Linked DNA regions of Mus musculus: region 2 is linked to region 1. A link is a loop called in an ENCODE intact Hi-C map of the cell type or tissue named here. Cell type or tissue: left cerebral cortex. All regions are shown on one strand. Links, peaks and the distances in the headings refer to the core of each region. The heading gives the core; the rest is flanking DNA. Region 1 has its middle 23 kb from the start of A930001A20Rik. Region 2 holds the start of Car2 (carbonic anhydrase 2).

The links. Hi-C counts contacts between places; a loop is a spot of excess contacts. Peaks named below come from ENCODE experiments on the same cell type or tissue, not always from the same donor. Only the 100,000 strongest peaks of a DNase experiment are listed, where the experiment ranks them.
Region 2: a loop joins it to region 1, with 2.2 times the contacts of the local background. A loop is called at or near these places in 2 of 42 quality-filtered maps.

Annotation. Positions count from the first base shown.
Region 1 is chr3:14,946,928-14,949,848 of GRCm38, forward strand. No RefSeq gene overlaps it. Among named protein-coding and RNA genes, the nearest start is that of A930001A20Rik, 23 kb to the right of the region's middle. In left cerebral cortex, for the core only: no CTCF peak of the experiment used is centred there; a DNase peak (open chromatin) is centred at 1,682; H3K27ac peaks cover 570 bases.
Region 2 is chr3:14,884,808-14,887,728 of GRCm38, forward strand. Car2 (carbonic anhydrase 2) reads left to right here and starts at 1,481. Exons shown (of 7, transcript NM_009801.5): 1 at 1,481-1,979. The coding sequence starts at 1,946. In left cerebral cortex, for the core only: CTCF peaks have their summits at 1,366 (motif pointing right) and 1,983; DNase peaks (open chromatin) are centred at 1,421 and 1,885; H3K4me3 peaks cover 1,685 bases; H3K27ac peaks cover 1,828 bases.

The DNA of each region.
Region 1 (2,921 bases), core at 269-2,768:
CTTCAGATGAAGACGTTGAACTATCAGCTCTGCCTGTACCATGCATGCCTGGATGCTGCCATGTTCTCATTTTGATGATAATGGACTGAATCTCTGAACTTGTAAGCCAGCCCAATTATATGTTATCATTCTAAGATTTACCTTGGTTGTGGTGTCTGTTCTCAGCAGTAAAACTCTAACTAAGACACCTGGGGTAAAAGACCAGGAAACATTTTTCTGTAGGTCTTTATGTATGTTTTTACTATTATCACTACCAGGAAGCTGTATATATGATTCTTGAAACATTTTGATATCTCTGAAAAAGTTTGGGATTATTTAATAAAAATAGTCCTTAAGGGTTTAAAGCAATATAATTTGTGCTTGTCATTCTGGACCATACACAGCAAGTACTTCAAACTATTTGGCCTAAATTTTTTTTCAAACAAATTACCACTTGTATGACCATTGAAATAGTTAACAAAAATATTTTGTAGTATCTTTTTATTTTTAATAACCCATACAATATTAAATGAATAATAATTCAATAGTAATATAAAGTGACCAGTCCTCCCTGGTGGATTCATTATAAATATTATTCTCTGAGGTTATAGGAACATCCAACTCTAATATTCTTCTCATTTTTAATAGTTATATTATTTTGCAAAAATCAAAGTAAAATATTCCAATTTTTAAAACTAAAATGTGATGCAAGTGAATATTTGCTTTGTTGTCTTTGGAACAAAAATGTTGATCATTTGGTTTACTTAGTTGAAAGAAGTCCTTATGACTTCAGGGATTTCTGTTTCTGGTTTTCTTTCTTGTCCCATGGCAAGGTGAGAGATGACTCATGAGTTCTCGAACTCCAGGAGGGAGAAATCTGTTATCTTTTCCATTGCAACAGATGCTCATATCTTCAAAGGACGGACCTCTGTGTAGCACTCTGGAGGTAGTAAGGGTAGTGTGCCTATGATAGAAGGATTACTAACTTCTACTTAACAGTTAGTGACGTAGATGGGAGCTTCCCATTTTACCCCCTAAGGATAACATCCTTCATGACAAGCCATTTCTCAAGCCTAGAAATCTGTAATAACCTTTTGAACTTTTATAAATATTAACTGGGTGGTTTCATACATAGTTCAGACAATAATATTCCCATTAGCTCTTGTAACTAATAGATTTTTTAACCAACTTGGATTCGTTTGATGGCAGTAAAAGTAGAAAAATTGGTCAACGTAGAAGTGGCCACAGGTAACAGTCAAGACAATTCACAAGGAGGAAAACTTCCCTGTTGCCCTTTGCAGGACTTCACATGACTCACAGTCTAAACAATAGAGAAGACTCATGAATATGTAATTCATCTACATCAGTATTGGATGCAAGGAAGGGTGGTCCATGACTCATGGACCAGAAATTTTCTTATTGAAATAAAGAGTCCAAAGTAACGTTCAACACCTATTGAATCAGATGTTGGTGATTCAGAGATGTGTGAGAACCTGTAGCAAAAGTTACAGCAGTCACAGCAAGTACCGTTTTGAGTTGATTACCTAAACATCTGTCCGCAGGTTCTTGTCCTTCACCATGCATACAGACCTTAATTTCCAAAGAAAGTGTGTGTTATTTTCATGTGACTTTGATATTATAAAACCATTAAGATTAGGAAGGGTTCAGTAACCAGGGCAACTGGGAGAGGTGCCAGTGCCTTCAGCTTAGCTGGAGTGTCTTTCCATTTGGAGCAGTTTCAATTGGGAAATTGGCCTGCCTCACAACTGCCTCTAGTTGTTCACAAGAATGTCTTTTTATTTTTCTGGTTTTTCTTAATGGCTTGTTGAAAAATACGTTCTTCCCCAATAATAGACTTTCTTTTTTGTATTCTCTCCCATCTTTCTCTTCTTTAAAATAAGACTCAGTTGTTAAACTCAACAGTTCCTAGTTCACACACAAGTACATCACAAAAGACTTATTTAAAATCAAAATACACATTTCTAACATTATAAAAAAGGTAGTTTGTTTTCCAAACTAACAAATAATCTTTTATAAAGTAAGAACATTGTTTATTTACAATGAAGGGAATTTTTTAAAGTGCTGTTACTGCAACATTAGTAACGAAACCAAGAGAAACAATTTATGACATTGCATAAGAAGTCATGATATACGCATTTAGACATAGGCTTAATTATAGGAGCATAGCAGGTTATAATAACTCTGGTACTGCAATAAAGCCAGTTCTTTACTAGGAATGCTTTCACATTAAATTATAGATTCTTCAGCTTTTTTTTTCCAATAAATGAAAATTAATCTAGAGGCTCTCAACTGAACAATCTATAGAAAAAAAGAGAGATTTTGGAGCACTCATTACTGATGCCTTAAACAAGACCCTTCCTTCAAGGTTCAGATATCTATGCATAAGAGGAAGAAGATTTCTTATAAGAGCCAGAGGTGATCCATGATGTCAAGACAGCAACACCTCCAGACACAACTGAACTGAGGAGTATATGAACTCACAGAGGCTGGCACAATGCACAAGTTCTGCACAGGCTGAAGCAAATATGTTTTCAGCACTAAGAGGAAGATTTGGAAATGGGGTCCTACCCTTAATCCAAAAGCTACTTGCAATTGATGCTGGCCAGCAGAGGGAAATCAATTTTCTCCGATGGAGTGTGTTATCTGTACTCCAAACAGTAGTTGTCTAACATGAAATGAGCATGTGTGTGTGTGTGTGTGTGTGTGTGTGTGTGTGTGTGTGTGTATACTTTTGTTTCATTTTGTCAATTTTACAAATATTATTGGCCTTGGTCTTTTGCGTGTTTGTTTTGGTCTTTATTGCTTTTGTTTATTTGATTTTGCTTTTTGCTTTTTGTTTGTTTGTCTTTGAAGGAAAGAGAGAAAACATAAAGCTGGGTGGAAATCAATGTGGGAAGAACCTGGGAGGAGTTAGAGGAGGG
Region 2 (2,921 bases), core at 197-2,696, 62 kb before region 1:
TTTTTTTTCTGATTATGTTATATATACCCATATATATGAATATATGTGTGTATATGTACATATGAATATGTATATGTACATATGAATATACATACATATATACATAAATTTCCCCCACCTCCTGGGTTAGAAGGAAGTACATTTCTTCCCTCTAAAAACATGAATACATAAGCATTGGTTTTATTTTTACAAGCCCAGTGTTACTATCTGGCAGCCAGTGAATGACTGCCTGGGAGGAATGTCCCCAGTACAGCAGAGCTAGACAGTGACTGATCCACATGATACTATGAAGTCATCTCCATCATGAAGACCTGACAGAAAGAAAATGCCTACAGCCTCTGTAATTTGAAAAGAAAATGAATATGAGATATAATACCTGATGCTCTCTTGACTGTCCAAAGGTGGGCAAGGAGACTCCCTAGCAGGAGCCTGGCTCCCACTAAAACGTACCAGACAGGATGAGGATTCCCGTAGCTGCAACCAGAATTGGTGGGGTCTGAAGCCTTGAGAAGCACTTCATCAAAATCTGTTCTTATTCCACGCACGGTAGTAATGGAACAGGAAATGGGAAACCCCTAGCAAATTGTGCATCTCTAGTGTCACAGATGCAAGGGACTATTTGTGAATTGCACTTTGTAATGGTCCTATAAAACATTCTTCATCAAAAATTTCTTTTGACATCAACCTGAAGAGTCTTGTATAGAGAAGACCATAATTTTCTGAGTCTTAGTATAAGAACAAGGAGATCTACATGTGCATCATCTTTGTGTGGCACTGGGTGAAATAAAGGCACATGATGAGTCTGAGAACACTTAAAATGTAGTCAGATATTTTTCATTATACTTACACATAGATTCTAATATATAGGTAATGTGATGTCTAGGTGCCTCCATAGAAACACAAAAAAACTGTACCCTTCTCAATTTGAATTCTAAATAATATGGCCTCAGGTCCACAATAGATTCAATACAAAAAAATTGTTCTCAAAGTCAAATAAGAAAAAAAGTGTTAGGTGAAGAGAAATGTTTAAATAAAAATACACAAAAAGAACATTGAAAGGTGTGTCCCCGGGACACCCACGGTCCCTGGGAAGCCATACAGCTACCTTTCTTTTCTATTTTTTAAGTTTTGTGTTTTTTGTTTTGTTTTGTTTTGGGGGGGGGGGGTTGGTTTCGGCTTGTCAAATACAAATTCCTTTGCCAGGAAGGGGAAGTTCTCATCTCCTTGGAAGACATTTTTAAAATCCAATTCCAAAAAGCAAAGCGATTTTTGAGAATTGTTGGTTATGTTACATCAACAGTTCGGTGCCTAGGGTTAATTTGTGGAGCAAGCGGGAAGCTGGAGGGCGCCCTGGCGGCAAAGCCGGGTCGTCTTCCCGCAGCCCGGCAGCAGGGGGCCCCCCCGCTTCCCGCTCCCGGCTCCAGGATCCCCGCTCCCGGAGCCTCTAGGACGCTCCCCGCCCAAGGTCAAACTCCGCAGCCGCGTGCGTGCGGGCCGCGGCCGGGTGGCCGGCTGGCCCGCCAGCTCTGGGAAGCGGAGCCCCGCTGTGCGGGCGGGTGACCAGGTCGGTGCTCACAATGGGGCTGGGGAGTAGGGGCGCCGGCCCGCGAGGCTGCGCAGCGCCGGGGCGAGCTGGAGAGCGCGCAGCTGCTGCAGAGCGGGTCGGACGCAGAAGCGGAGAGCAGCCGGAGGGCGCCCCGCCCCAAGCAAGGTGCGGGGGCCCTCGAACACCGAGGCCTCCGCCTGTCACCTCTGCCTGTCACCTCCGTCCGCCACCTCCACGGTCTCCTCCCCTTGCTCAGGTCCACTCGGTCCCTCCCCTGGGCCGCCCAGAGCACCAAGTTGGCGGGAGCCTATAAAAGCCGGACGGTGCGACCCGCGACACACACTGCAGGACCGCTAGACGGACGACAACTTCTGCTCTGCCCCAATCACCGGCGTGACCATGTCCCACCACTGGGGATACAGCAAGCACAACGGTGAGTGGGGAGGCCGCGCGCTCCGGGCCGCGCGCTCCGGGTCTCGGCTCAGGCACCTGCCTCGCTCCGCAGATCCCGGAGCGCAGCTTGGATGCCGGGTCTCCGCTCTGGTACGTCCCTGGCGCCCGACTCAGAGCGCTCTCTAGGATCTGATCTCAAACTTGCTTGGCCGCGCACAGGGGTTGGGAGGGATAACCCAACGCAACACCCGACGACAATACCTATCGGGACCACAGCCGGTCACCCAAGGCTAACCTAGGCAGAATCGAGCAAGGGTTGTAACTAACATTTTACTTGTGTGTAGCAGAAAGGTTAAGGGGAAACACTTGTCCCCTTCACGTCTGTATCTGCTGCACTGTGGCTAAGATTCCCAGCGCACTTTGTTGTGGCATCTTCTGGAGCCCGTTTGGGTCTAATTGCGAGTTTTCCATGCATCTTTCAACTTCTAGTGTTAGAAGGTCAATCGCAGATACCTAGACGTCTTCCAGATCAAAGGCCTTGGTATATGACGCCATCTGAGGGGAAAAGAAGGTGCACTGGCTTGTGGTTGTGTGAACTTCCCAGCAAAGATAGTTCTAAAGGAGGGGCCTGAGCCTGAGTTTTGGTCTATACGGTCTTTACTGTCACCTAGTGTGGCAGCACGAGGTTCTCAGACCTGTTATAATGCCTTAGAATCTATGTTCCAAACTCAGTCACAAGAGGGCTTATATCCCCAGTCAGACCACTCTGTTTTCAGTAGTTCTGTCTAGTATTAGTCACCGAATTTGAGTGAAAAGATCTCAAAATTGCTAACGCTTGTCTGACAATGTTAAGAAATAGATGTATATTGACTCTAATTTTCGTGTTGGCCTTATGAGGTAGACTTGGAATATTATTACCCCATGTTACAAATAAAAGGACTGAGGCACATTTTGTTTTCCTAAATGTTAAGTTAGTATCACC